Regions from separate parts of the Homo sapiens genome. Here region 1 is linked to region 2. Evidence: chromatin contacts called from ENCODE Hi-C or POLR2A ChIA-PET data. All regions are on one chromosome and are shown on one strand. The core of a region is the stretch at or near the end of the contact, and the rest is flanking DNA. Distances in the headings are between cores, read along the strand shown. Region 1 overlaps MXRA7 (matrix remodeling associated 7). Region 2 overlaps UBE2O (ubiquitin conjugating enzyme E2 O).

What was found. Hi-C counts contacts between places; a loop is a spot of excess contacts on that map. ChIA-PET counts read pairs that join two places held with the same protein, here RNA polymerase II (POLR2A). Pooled maps may share reads with other maps.
Region 1: a loop to region 2 is called in a map with no recorded cell type, with 2.2 times the contacts of the local background. The contact joins two enhancer-like sites. A Hi-C loop is called at or near these places in 4 of 168 maps with a recorded cell type or tissue (CD4-positive, alpha-beta memory T cell, CD8-positive, alpha-beta T cell and naive thymus-derived CD4-positive, alpha-beta T cell), 4 of 37 single-sample maps with no recorded cell type and 12 of 50 pooled maps. POLR2A ChIA-PET finds 5 or more read pairs at or near these places in 5 of 52 experiments (CD4-positive, alpha-beta T cell, CD4-positive, alpha-beta memory T cell, HepG2 and 2 more).

Annotation. Positions count from the first base shown.
Region 1 is chr17:76,677,311-76,683,686 of GRCh38, reverse strand. It overlaps MXRA7 (matrix remodeling associated 7), which reads left to right. Exons shown (of 4, transcript NM_198530.4): 4 at 2,808-4,121. The coding sequence ends at 2,820. Among named protein-coding and RNA genes, the nearest start is that of MXRA7, 30 kb to the left of the region's middle. RefSeq lists an enhancer at 712-1,258. Within about 2 kb of position 5,111, at least 4 of the 41 ENCODE cell types and tissues checked have a DNase peak (open chromatin) inside an H3K27ac peak, as active enhancers do.
Region 2 is chr17:76,444,897-76,451,658 of GRCh38, reverse strand. All of the region lies in intron 1 of UBE2O (ubiquitin conjugating enzyme E2 O), which reads left to right. Among named protein-coding and RNA genes, the nearest start is that of UBE2O, 4.9 kb to the left of the region's middle. RefSeq lists an enhancer at 6,713-6,762. Within about 2 kb of position 5,003, at least 10 of the 41 ENCODE cell types and tissues checked have a DNase peak (open chromatin) inside an H3K27ac peak, as active enhancers do.

The sequences.
Region 1 (6,376 bases), core at 3,862-6,361, 230 kb before region 2:
GAATCTCTGGCAGAAGAGGCCCCGTCTGGGGGCAGAGGTTCCTGGAGGGGAGTTAAGTCCCTGAGTTCCTGGAGGGGGCCTAATGGGCCGGCAGGTTGGGGTGCTAGCGCCCCCTCGCAAGGCTGGGGGAACTGTCACCCTGGGACCTCAGGCTTCGGAAATGTGGATGTCGTCACCCTGCAGCCTTGGGTCTCACCCTGAGAAGATGAGGCAGCTTCTGCACAGTGCACAGCAGATACTCTGAGAACGGTCCGTGCTCCCAAGCTGTGAGACAGGCAGGTTCTTAGGATCAGGGCAAGGGTTAGCAGACAACGGCCGGGCCACATCTGATCCCCCACCTGCCTGTGCCAATCCAGCGTGGCAGTAGTAGCAACACTCACCCATTTTCCTGTGGTCTGTGCCTCTTTGTGCCGCAGTGGCCGAGGTGAGTCACTGCAGCAGAGACCACACAGCCCCCCAAATCTAAGTAGTATCTGGCTGTTTGCAGAAAAAGGTTGCAGTCCCTGGACAGAGGCTAGAGGGGGCTGGACACAACTGCCAGCCCTTGAAGGTCCCTGGGGACAGAGGCTGCTCAGGCAGATGGATCTGGAGGGCCTCTTAGAACAAGAAAGACCAGGCCTCCGGCTGGGGGTGAAACTGCCACTGCCACCCACGTCCAGAGCTGGGACCTTGGCAGTGGGGAGGGAAAATCCCTTCCCCTTATTTTCAGAGAGTAGACCCTCTGCTGCCCATCCTTCCCCCACTGGATCTTTGGAGGTCTCTAGACCACCAACCCACACTTGGCTGTTCTGTGGGACCGAGACTGTGCCCGAGGTGCTGCTCCTGGGACGAGGGAAGACTCCTCGACTCCTCTGCATGCTGCAGTTACCACTTTGTGCCCTGAATTGAGAAGGAGGGGCCGGAGGACTTCTTGGGGCAGGACTGGAGTTCACGTTCATTCCCATCACTGCCCAGCCCGCATGCTCCCTGTGGCTCCTAGGCATGCCGGTGGCATCTGCTTGCTCCCCCACACCTCTGCCCCCCTGCATGTGGTTGCCCCTCGCAGCACTGCGTGGGGTCTCCGCGGCTCCACATCACGCTGTCCTCACACGGTGATGCTTGGGGTTGCAGAGGCTGGTCAGTTTGGCTTTGGCTCTTCATCTTCAGCACGATGGTTCTCATGGGGGTGGGGAGCGCTGGCAGCTGTGAGACAGTTCTGGTCCCAGCCAAGTCCAGGGAACCGCCCTAGAATCATCAGTATGAAAAATAACATGCCTGTTGTTATCAAACCACTAAAACCACAGGCCAGCTAGCAGGGTGCTCTCTCTCCGCCTGTCAGGTTCCACCCTCCCGGCCTCCATGCCTCTGATGCCTTTCCCAGCTCTCAGGGTCCAGTCGAGTTGCAGCTACAAGCTGCACGTCCCCTAACTTTAAATTTACTAGCTCAGCCAACAGATCTGCATCTAGAACCTGAAGCTTTAGTGGTTGCCAGTTCCAGCACTCCCCAGGAGCTTCAGTTCACAGGCTCTCATGACAATTAGGAAGTGGGACTGGAAGCAGAAGGCCCCCAATTAGTTCCCCGACATGCTGAAGTGGTCAGTCTCATCCTTGAACTACTCACAGATCAAATTCCTTCCGCCTGGGGCCAGAAAGCGGTCAGGTCTGTAAATCCAGAGGCAGCTGCTGCTTAAGATCCTGCTTGCCACTGTCTGCCCGCCTCCTCAGCTCTCCCCTCGGGCCGGAGTTTCACACACTTCATGCCTCTGGTGGCGTCCCTGGGTTCCGCTGAAGCTGCTGTGGGAAGTGCCACCTCCAGTTTCACAGTGTGGCTAGGACAGTGGGCTTGCAGGCTGGTGACAGCTCCCCTGAGCAAGAGGCCTCCTCCTCCTCCCCCAGAGCTAGGGAAGCTGGCAGGGCTTGGCTGGCTTCACAGCTTGGCAGGAGAAAGAACAGGCGCGGCTGTCAGCTCCTCTCCATCACTTCTTCCCACCTTGTGGTCTCAGAGGGAAAATGAACCCAGGCTATAGACTGGGCTGGCTCTGATAGATCAGGACCCACCCCTCCATTTGAGGTCTGCAGGGCTGTCTTGACTCCTCTGGAAATGGACATGACTCTAGAGGAAGGTGCTAGTGTGGTAAAACAGGGAAGGGGAGGAGGAGGCCAAGGAACCCCAGCTGTGGGGTAGTTCTGGTTCTTCCATCTGATGTATGCAAGAAACTACAGACAATAGACCTGCCAGTGTGAATTTCCAGCTCAGGCTGGAAATGCGTGCTGACTGTGACCACCAGGAGAGGGCGTCAGAGGGACAAGATCAGACCTGCTGGGTTCTCAGTGGTCCCAGGGCTGGCAGTGTGTCTTGGTTCATAAAAGACGGGCATGCAGTTGGCTCCATCTGGAAGCGTGCATCCTAGGGTGCCAGTATCCCCCGAGGGGACAAAACTCAGCCAGCGGGAATGGGAAATTATCTAGGGTGATAGGAATATTGTCAGCACAACCACACAACCCAAGATCAGAAAGGCCCTTGGCAACTCAAATGCCCAAGTTCCTTCCTTAAGTACCCTGCAGAGGCTGAACAGGGTCTGTGGGCTGCCAGGTTCTGTGCGGGATCAAGGGGAGCTCTGCAAGCTCTGGCCGGCTTGGCGGCACAGACTGTCTTGCTGCAAGCGATGAGAAGCAAATCAGCAGTGGTTTGAGAAACCAGAGTCTAGCGCAGCTTCTGCAATTCCAAACATTCTCCTTCCTCGTCCCCATTTCCCCCTTTCCTTGCCCATGGTGCAGGATGGAATGAGTAAAATAAATTATCTTTTTCTCCCCATTTCTCTTTACAGAACTGAAGAATAACGAAGTTATCCTTAGCGTCCTCCTAAAGGCTTTTCCTTTTGGCATCTTAAAAGCTTGAGAGATAAAACGGAAACCCCAGAGAGGAGTCTGGGCAGGCTCCCAGGGTGCATGCTGCCTCCATAAATCTGCTGAGCTCTAGACCCTCAATCAGGACTTGTCCCTTGGCTAGCAGGATCCTGGGAACACCTTTGGCCCTGCCCTGTGTAGAGATGTTCATGTCTGTTCCTGTGGGTCACTTTGTTAAGCTGAAGAGTTTTAAGAGGTAGAGCTCAGACCCTGGACTGGGATTTTTCTTACCACTCAAACTTGCTATCCACACACCCTGCACACCTTAGATAAAAAGAACATTTTAAAAGCAGAGTTCACTTTCACTCCAGTCTCCCCTCTTTTGCCCTCACTGAAGCCAAACCACAGAAGACTTTGAGGAATGAGAGACAAATGAGGTAGAGCTCACCTGTGCTCACCAGCTCCGTCAGGGTGGTCAGCCGACCCCTTTCCCTGGGAACCCCACTTCTCTCTGTGGCTGGCTTGGTTGTCGGGGGTGAGATGCCATATTGATTACAGGGCAGCAAAGAACCAGTACCAGGAATTTACTTGACCATTCCCCTTATTTTTCATCTAGAGGAATCTCGGATTCAGCCCTTTCATTGCTAAGACACCTTTTCACTGAGGTTCTTACCAGCTCAGCCAAATCTCCACTCTGCTATAGCAGAAGCAATAATGTTTGCTTTAAAAAGATTTCTTGACCTATGCCTTTTCTTAGAAAGTTTGATAGATTAGTTAGAACTTCAGATCATCAGATCAGTCTCAAATGGGTTTCTTGGAATTTTATATTTGACAATATTTATACTATACCAAACTCATTTGCAGTTCTTAGGTTTGTTGGTTAAAACATTTTTTTAAAGCAGTAAGTTTATAGAAAATGTTTTCATTTAATGGAAGGCTGGGGAATGTCCAGCATCAACCCCTATGGCATGCATTCCCAGGGGCCTTCTCATCTGGGCCTGGAACCTTTGGTTCAGGGCTTAGGGGAGAACAGGCCACATGGCAACAGCCACACAGTCATTGCCTTCAACACAGAGCCACGTGTCCCCAAACAGCAATAGTCATGCCCTTGTCCAGGCTGGGATCTAATTGACACAATAGGTCGTTGACTCCCTCCTAGTAGAGCTATCTAGGTTTGTCTGGAAAGTTTCCGACCCTGGCTTATAGGCACCACACCTCATGTACTCCTCATGGCTTGGATCTCTGTATTCAGCCTTTGTTCAGTCCAATAAACTTTGAGTAGATGATCTCAATTACTGTGTGTTTTTTCAGTTTGCTTTGTTTTAAAACAAAATCCCTTTTGAACCCATTGAAGTTTGACCTTTCTTTCATTTTGATGCCTCTTACTCTGCAGCAGAGTACAAAGCCATACATCCACCCTGTTAAAAAATATGCAGTCACCATGGCTGTCAAAACCACATGACATGATCTGTGTTCACTCAGGGACATATGGATTGTGCTTCCATCCACAGAGCTCAGCACATCCTTTCTGTTCACGGGAATTCCTCTTCTTCTTCTTTTTTTTTTTTTTTTTGAGACAGGGCCTCCCTCTGTTGCCCAAGCTGGAGTGCAGTGGTGCAATCACAGCTCACTGTGGCCTGGACCTCGTGGGCTTAAGTGATCCTCCCGTCTCAGCCTCCCAGGTAGCTGGGACTACAGGTGCTCACCACCACACCTGGCTAATTGTTTTATAGAGACAGAGTCTGACTATGTTGCTCAGGCTGGTCTTGAACTCCTGGGCTCAAGTGATCTTCCCATCTTGGCCTCCTAAAGTTCTAGGATTACAGGCATGAGCCACTGCACCTGACCCTCTTTCTTCTTACAGGAGGGCACAAAGCACACATCATAGGCTGCTGCTTCACCAGACAGGGGAACCGACTGTAGACACAGCTTTCCCAGGGGACAAGGGAGGCTGGGAAGTGGGACTTCAGTATTTCAACTACTAGATGCTGCTCTAGACAGAAAATTTTGCAGGATGGAAGATGCGGGGCTGAGGAGAGGAGGGAAGGGTGAAGCAAAGGAATATGGTAGCAAAAGTATGGGAGCGAACGTGGAGACCACCCCTCCAGGCAGTGTGGGGGATGCCAGTGGCCCAGGGCTATGCTGAGGTCCTGCGGTTGCAGAGCCTGTAACGTGCTTACAGCCGACCCAGCTGCAGAGCAGGGCTGAGAGGTCCGACACTGTGATGTGGTTTACGTTCTCTGAAGGCACTGAGCCCGTGGTGTGTGGGGGGCAGGAACTGCAGAAACCAGAAGAGTGAGATGCAGCCAGGATGCAGTGCCCGGCTGGGCTGAGGAGCACAGGGCACCAGAGTGGAGCAAACAACAAACATATGGCTCCCTGGGTTCGGCAGCCGCCTCGCCCCACCTGAGGTGTTTGTGCTGCAGAAGTTGTCCTGTGCTGGTCAGATGGTGTAGCTGAGCCTCATAAAGATAACAAGACATTGCTCCCAGCACAGAACCCGCGTGGAGCAAACATTTAGGCCAGTCTTCCTCCACACCCATCCCTTGATAAAAGGGGCAGGGCCGCCACCTGCCATAGGGTATCTTGTGCAAATTAGGAAAAGGCACCCCCCTTTCTCTGGCCAGTGAAACCCCACAGGCTTCCCTCCCCGCTCCTTTGCCAAGCACCGTCTTGCACACACTTGTATGCTCCCTGATTTCCCAGCTGATAATGTTTTTTCTTTCTCCACTTTCGGCTCATTCCTCTCAACGAAGGCTGTTTCTAACCTACTTCTTCATAGCACTACCTCAAGCTGCTTCATGGAGCCTATCTTCTTCCTCATTACATCACTGTGGGACATGCAGTCAACAATCAAATGAGGCCCAAAGGGAAACTGAGGCACAGAGCACCTAAGTGATACCTGGGGTCCCCAAACCTCCCCGGCAAACCTGAGATTTCGCATCCCAGTTTTTAGAGCCCTCAAAAGTTGCGTGTGTCAGACCCAACCAGCTCCGATGTTCTAAGTGGGTTTTATTTTCATTTTCTTCTTGTTCTGAAAAGCAACCGCAGTCACACAAGAGAGAGGAGAGTCCCAACTCCGCCGGCTGCACACAGGCTCCCTCTCTCCCCAGTGGGCTAGGAGCACCTTCTTCCTCTTTGTCCTTTCTTCTCGACAGAGTTCAGAAGGAACAGCTGGCTGCCATCTTCAAGCTCATGAAAGACAACAAGGAGACGTTTGGCGAGATGTCCGACGGCGACGTGCAGGAGCAGCTCCGGCTCTACGACATGTAGACTGCGCCCACGGGATGCACAGCGGCCATGCCTGATGCTGTCCCCACCCTTGCCCCATGCCCTTGTTCTTTCCAGACTTCTGTAGGCCTAATTTTCCCTTATAAACATAGATGCAGGCGTACATTCTATAGGTACTTGCCGAGTTCTTGCAGTGTGTATATTACTTTGCAGGAATCAAAATTGTTTTATTCAGAAGACAAAGTCCCTGACCCCTCTGGTTTCTGCTTGCTGGTGAGGTTCCAGCTGTTATTGGGCTCTGAGGCCCTCTCCTGATCCA
Region 2 (6,762 bases), core at 3,754-6,253:
AGGGGAGGGCACTTTGGAAGTTGATCTGGGTTTCTCACACAGTGGGAGACAAAGACTACAGAGGAACGGGGTTTCATGTCAAACTACAAAGCGGGGTCTGTGACAACGGCTTGAGAAGGAAAAAGGCCCCACTCCAGAGAAGAGCACATGATCCATTTCCTAGAGGCAGAAGTGACTGCTGATACCAGCGGGGTCTTTTTGTTGGGGATGCACATACATCCACAGACACAAATCCACACACAGGACCCTGCTTCCCCTCAGAGAAATGTGAATCAGGCAACAGCTCTGAGACTTGGAAGGAAAATTATCAGTCCATTTACAAGAGTATTTGGAAAATATTACTTTTGTGCAACAGAATGCTTGTTAAAAATTACCCAGTATTGTGTCAGTAAAAGAGGGTTATTGCTGTATACTGTGTGACACCAGATGATTGCTGGTGTCTTTCTGTGAGTTTTTAAGAATGTTTTTCACCACCCATCTATTTGAGAGATTCGTGATTTTTGGAACGCAACTCATTTGACTGCAGCATCCTCTGTGTTGTGGCCTCCTGCCCTAGGACTCAGGGAGGTAGGCCCAGCTCACTACTGGGAGCCGCTATGTTTATCAGTTGTTGTTCCCGTCCGTCTTGACTTTGGTGGTTAACTTTGTTTGCAGTTATGCTCCGTTTGCCTCCTGCACTATGTGTAATTATACAGAGTTTGACTTGAAATACCTATTTTGGAGTTAAATCGAAAACAACGGCCGGGTGTGGTAGCTCATGCCTGTAATCCCAGCACTTGGGAGGCCGAGGCGGGCGGATCACCTGAGGTCAGGAGTTCGAGACCAGCCTGACCAACATGGAGAAACCCTGTCTCTACTAAAAATACAAAATTAGCTGGGCTTGGTGGCGCATGCCTGTAACCTGAGCTACTCGGGAGGCTGAGGCGGGAGAATTGCTTGAACCAGGGAGGCGGAGGTTGCGGTGAGCTGAGATGGCACCATTGCACTCCAACCTGGGCAGCAAGAGTTAAACTCTGTCTCAAAAGAAAAGAAAAAAAAAACAACAACTTTGAGGCACCACTTTGGATAGATTTTGCAGCTGGCCTCCTGTGACTTGCTTTGAATTTGTTGAAATCCGTTTTGTGGCTCGGTGGTGGTATTTTGTCATTGTAGCATCTGGGTTTAGCAAAAGCCAAGGGACGCAGAAATTCCAAGGAAGTGGTGGAATGGGATGCCCATTTATGGGTGGCAAGATATAGTTCTTTTAGGATTTAGAATAGGTTTGTTTTGGAGGGTGGAGTTTATACCTGATAGGTAGCTCTGTTACCATGAGCTATAGATACAGGTGACTGATTAGCTGAATGTCTCCTGGTCTGTTACTGACCACCAAGCAGGGTGGTAGGGTGGGTCCTGGGACCTTGCAGAACTGTGGCTTAGGATGATTTTTCTTCTCACCTCCTGCTCCTTATGAATTCCATCAAGGTGATAGTATGCCGTAAAGGAAAGACCATTAGACCAAGATTGACTAATCTAGTTATGAGATTTGAGAACCCAATTATTGACAAAATAATGTAGTGGCAGATTTTTTTTTTTTTTTGAGTTACTGGTTTGTTTATTATTTTTGGGATGGGGTCTCACTGTTACTCAGGTGTCCTTGAATTCCTGGTCTCACACAATCCTCCTGCCTCAGCCTCCCAGGTAGCTGGGACTACAGTAGTGATGGTTTTGAGAAACTTATTTTTTATTTATTTATGTTTTTGAGACGGAGTTTTGCTCTTGTTGCCCAGGCTGGAGTGCAATGGCGCCAGCTCGGCTCACCGCAACCTCTGCCTCCCGGGTTCAAGCGATTCTCCTACCTCAGCCTCCCGAGTAGCTGGGATTACAGGCATACGCCATCACGCCCGGCTAATTTTTTGTATTTTTAGTGGAGACGGGGTTTCTCCGTGGTGGCCAGGCTGTTCTTGAACTCCTGACCTCAGGTGATCCGCCCGCCTCGGCCTCCCAAAGTGCTGGGATTACAGGCAGGAGCCACCGCACCCGCCCGAAACTTATTTTTTTTAATAAGCTGCTACCTATTGAAAATTTTTGTGTGTGAGTTTCTTTTTTAAACAGAGTCTCTCTCTGTCACCCAGGCTGGAGTGCAGTGGCACGATCTCAGCTCATTACAACCTCAACTTCCCGGGTTCAAGTGATTCTTGTGCCTCAGCCTCCCGCATAGCTGGGATTATGGGCATGCGCCATCACACCCAGCTAATTTTTGTATTTTTAGTAGAGACGGCAGTTTGCCATTTTGGCCAGGCTGGTCTTGAACTTCTGGCCTCAAGTGATTCACCGGCCTTGGCCTCCCCAAGTGCTGGAATTACAGGCATAAGCCACAGTGCCTTGCCCCATTGAAATTTTTTAGTAGTATCTATTTAATGTGGAGTGTTTCATAGGGTGTGGCGTATTTTTGTAGTTTTCTCTGTAAATTGGAGGGCAATGAGTAAAGGCTTAATCTTAGTCTCAAGTTTTTAGTGAACAAATTTACAAAGAGAGATGAAGAGACTGGGCAGCAAGTCATGTCCTTTCCCTGCTGCCTTCATGAAAATAGCAACAGAAACAAAGTAAGTTCTTCCATGAAGCTATGGAATTTGTCGTGTTCCTGAGGCTTCCAGCCACCAAAATTAAGCCTCTTAAGGACTCAAAAGGAGCTAGTGGCCAGTGTCTCTTATATGCTTCTTCCTTTCTCCAGTCTTCTGACCTGTTCAGCGAGGTAGCCACTTGAAACTGTCCATCTGGCCATGGATCTCCTTAGAGGAGGCTTGCCCCTTCCCCATCACCAGTCATCCTTTGAATAAAATTTTGTAACAAAGCCAAATGCCAGCAGCCACTTAAACCTTCATGAGCACTGGCTAGACGTGGTGGGTCCTTCTGGTCTCCACCTGTCATGGTTGGGCAGAACAGCCCCCTGCGAGGTAAGGGAGCAGGACTGCTGTCTGTCAGTTCAAGTTCAGCCTTCGTTTCGGAGGCAAAGCGTTTATGCTTTAGCTTTCTTGTGCTTTTTCATCTCTTTTGCATTGTCTTTTGTTTTAAGTTGCCATGACATTCAGGGTTTCACCAGGTTTGAGATATAGTGCCTCTAAATTAGGGCTGTCTGTGATCACCCTGCTTTTATGAAGCTGTGTGTGTGAAACATCCCTGATGACAGGTCCCTCGGGAATTGGCTTTGCAGTTTATTTTTGGCTCCTACGCTGGCCAGCATTTCCATGGGGAAAGCTATTTAGGTGTAGCATCATGGCACGTGAAGTTTGTCTCACTTGTCTGGGTGCTGGGCCCATTAAAAGCAATTGTTCTTAGTGATGTAATGTGAAGAAGTTATATAAGGTTAACCAAGATGCAGGACTAAGTGAATCTAAATTGCGTTTTATTCAGATAGGATCACAGCACTTGTAGACTCTTAACAGCTGTTCTGTGATTTTATTCTTTGTCCCTTGATTTTTCCCCTTCTAGCCCTCGGGCCTCAGTGCCCTGATGGTGCTTCTGTCTGGCTGCTGCCTGACTCAAGGGTACTTTCCCCAGATGAAGGGTGTGTGTTTTGTACTGTGATTGGAAGCCAAAACCCTTGGGTGCTCTTCCTGGCTGTCACCTACTCTGAATGACCTTGACCAAGTCACTGCCTCATTTTCTCCCTCTGCAATGAAATAAGAGGTCTATCTTCCTAACCCCGATATGATCCTGCTCGGATGGAATAACCAGAAGTGTAGCTGGGTCAAGCCTAGGATGGCCACTTGGTTATTAGCAGACAGCATTCTGATGTCTGTCAGAGAGAGCCAGCCCTGTGCCTTCAGAAGATCACTTCCATGAGAAAGAGGGTGATGCTGCACCAAAGAGGCACCTTGGGAAGCAAAAGGTGCACGAGGCGGGTTGTGGGGAAGGTGGTTGTTTCAGGGGCATAGGAATTCCTAATGGCTCGTGTTGCTAGTGACCAGATGGATTATAGGTTTGACTTTATTAAACCTCTTCTAGAAATACTCATGAACTTCCTACCTCTGTTACTTTGTGAGAAATTCAGTAATGCACATTTAAAGTAACCCCGGCCGTCCTCCAGGAGGGGGATGGAATGAATCTGTATGTATGTATGTATGTTTCCAGAGTCTGAAAGGTCTCTTGAAATTCTCAAGACTGGTAATGAGATTATAAATTACAAAGATGATAGAGTATTGCTTTATATTTTAAGGTAATAAGAGCAGTCATGATCCAGGATACTGTTACTGTGTGCCAGGCACTCTTAGTGCTTTAGATGTTTTACTTCACGCTCACAACAACCCTGTGGTGCTATTATTAGCCCCATATTCCAGAGAAGGAAGCTGAGGAACAGAGAGGTTAAGTAAATTGCCCAGTGTCACACTTCTAAGTGGAGGAATCTGAATACAAATTGAACTAAATGTACTTTGTTCTCACCTGAGAATACTTAAGTTCAGGATTCAGAGATCATTACTATACGTGACCGAGTGCCCTGATCCAACATGAATCACAAGCCTTGTGGTTGGCATTAATCATCCCTTCTTTAAACAGTTGAAAGTCTTAGTGTAATAGGAGGTACTACAAGTGAGGAAGGAGAGAGGCACAGGATGTTGGGATAGGTGGAAGTTGTGCCAGTGGGCAGGCAGGAGGGAGGGAGATGATGGGTAGGGAGCAGGACGGGAGGAACACTGCATTCGCACTGGCGGTGTGCTTCTGCAGATTCCACTCTTTTCATTCCCTGACCCCTCAGTCATTCTCAAAATAACTGTCAAAAACACATTGCATTTCTAGAGAACCTTTGACTGCCCCTCAATGTTGAATGAAGCAACCTCTGTAGTCTGATTCATTCCAACACTGAACTGCAGTTCAGTTTTATTCCCCAACTCCACCTCCTAGAGCAAAACAAGTGTGCAGACACTCCACGTAACTGGCATTTCTGTGTTGCCTCAGAAGTGGTCAGCTCCATTAGGAGCTCCAACTTGACCTCCTGTCCGCTCTGCTGCTGTCATCCTTCGGCTGGGAATGCTGAGTCATGAGACAGGTTCAGGAAGGATTCCTTGGAGAGGCTGAGTTCCACCTCAATTTCAGTTTCTGTTCCCTTCAGTTTCCGTGTGTTTTTGCTTTAGGACATTAGAGGCCTCTTTGCACCTTCCCCATCTCTACTTCACTTTTATCCCTGTTTCTCTCTGTTTTGTTTGTTTGGTTTTTTTTTTTGTTTGTTTTTGTTTTTTCATTTTCCTGTTATACTAAGAGGAACTTTTTCTATTTTTTACTACTTAACCCACCATGGGGGCTCATGGAATCCAGTGGAACCTGTTGGGGGCCAGCACTTTTTAAAAGGGTGCAATTGTCGTGTATAACATGAATTGCCAGCACAACAGTCCTGGGCACGTGATCAGTGTCAGCTGCCGCTGGTGGTCGGTCCCCTCAGAGTTGGAGTCAGGGTGGTTTTCTGTGACATGTGGGTTTTCACCCAGGAGGATATGATCTGTGCTCCTATTCTGATGGAAGCTTTTGGAATTTCCTTGCCCAAGGCTTAGCCTGCTTCTGGATGGCGATGGGGAGTTGCTGATTTAAAATGACAATCAAAAGGGGCAAGTTACAATCAGGAACGTCTATAATGTGCTTTCCAGTTTACAAGAGGCTATCACTTTTCTCACTTAATAGGATCTCGGTATTTTTAACTGTAGCTCCTTCCTGAGGCTCCACTTGCCCATGAATGGGTGCCAGTCCTGGAGAAGGTCATGGTCTAAATGCTGCCCATCCACATTTGCAGCTCTTACTGAGCAAGAGTGCCCGTTCGGAATTGCTTCATCTTCTGACATTCCAGCCAGCCACGGGGGGACTCTGTCAGGAGCCACTTGATGTGTGCAGTTATAGCCAGGGAAGAGCAAAATGCTTATTGGAATTTGCTGTAGTTGAGAATAAAATTGAATTGTGTTACTGGATAACTCTCTGGATTTATCTACTCCAAGTTATTTGCCTTTGTTTCATTCGTTAGCTATACTCTGTGATTGAGGATTTAATGTCCTTCAATCCAGGCTGACTGTATTGGATGGATCCTTGGGTCAGCTTTGTCCAGGTCACCCCTAGACACAGGTAGGCTGTGTTCTCCTGAAGCAGTATTGTGAAAAGCACATTTTTATGGTTTAAACATTGCAGTCAGTTGACATACCACTCAGAAGTATTCAGTGGGCAATAAGGATTGGAATGAATGTCCTTTTTGGGTTTAATCTGGTTCTTTGGTTGGGGGATTTTGAGTTGGTTTGCATTTTTAGAGAGGCCACAGCAATATTTAATATTCTGCAGCTAAGTCAAAGGAGTAAGACATTTTTCAGGTCACTTTTGGTTTAAATTGATAGCATAACTATACCTGGGAAACAGTCTGACTATGATAATTGAAAGTAAAAAAAAAAATTAAAACACTGAGTCATGCTTGGAAAAAGAAAAAAAAAAAGGCAGTCAGTCCTACCCAACAATGACATGAATATTCCCAGCTAGCACTGACAGAGAGATTTCCTGCAGGCACCCTTAAAAAGAGAGGCCTTCATTTGCATCCTGCAAGAGAGCTGGTCTTTTCACACTCAGCAGCTCCGATGATGTTCTTCCTCCTCCTTTTAATTCTGGTCCTTTTTGTGGGAGCTCCCTCTGGAAGAGGGCAGTTGAAGATAGATACCTTGACCGGCAGATTCAGCGGACTGTGTGTGTGGTCACCGGACTGTGTGTGTGGTCACCGCTAGTGCAGGTGGGAAGTGTAGACACACAAATACGTCTCCAGGG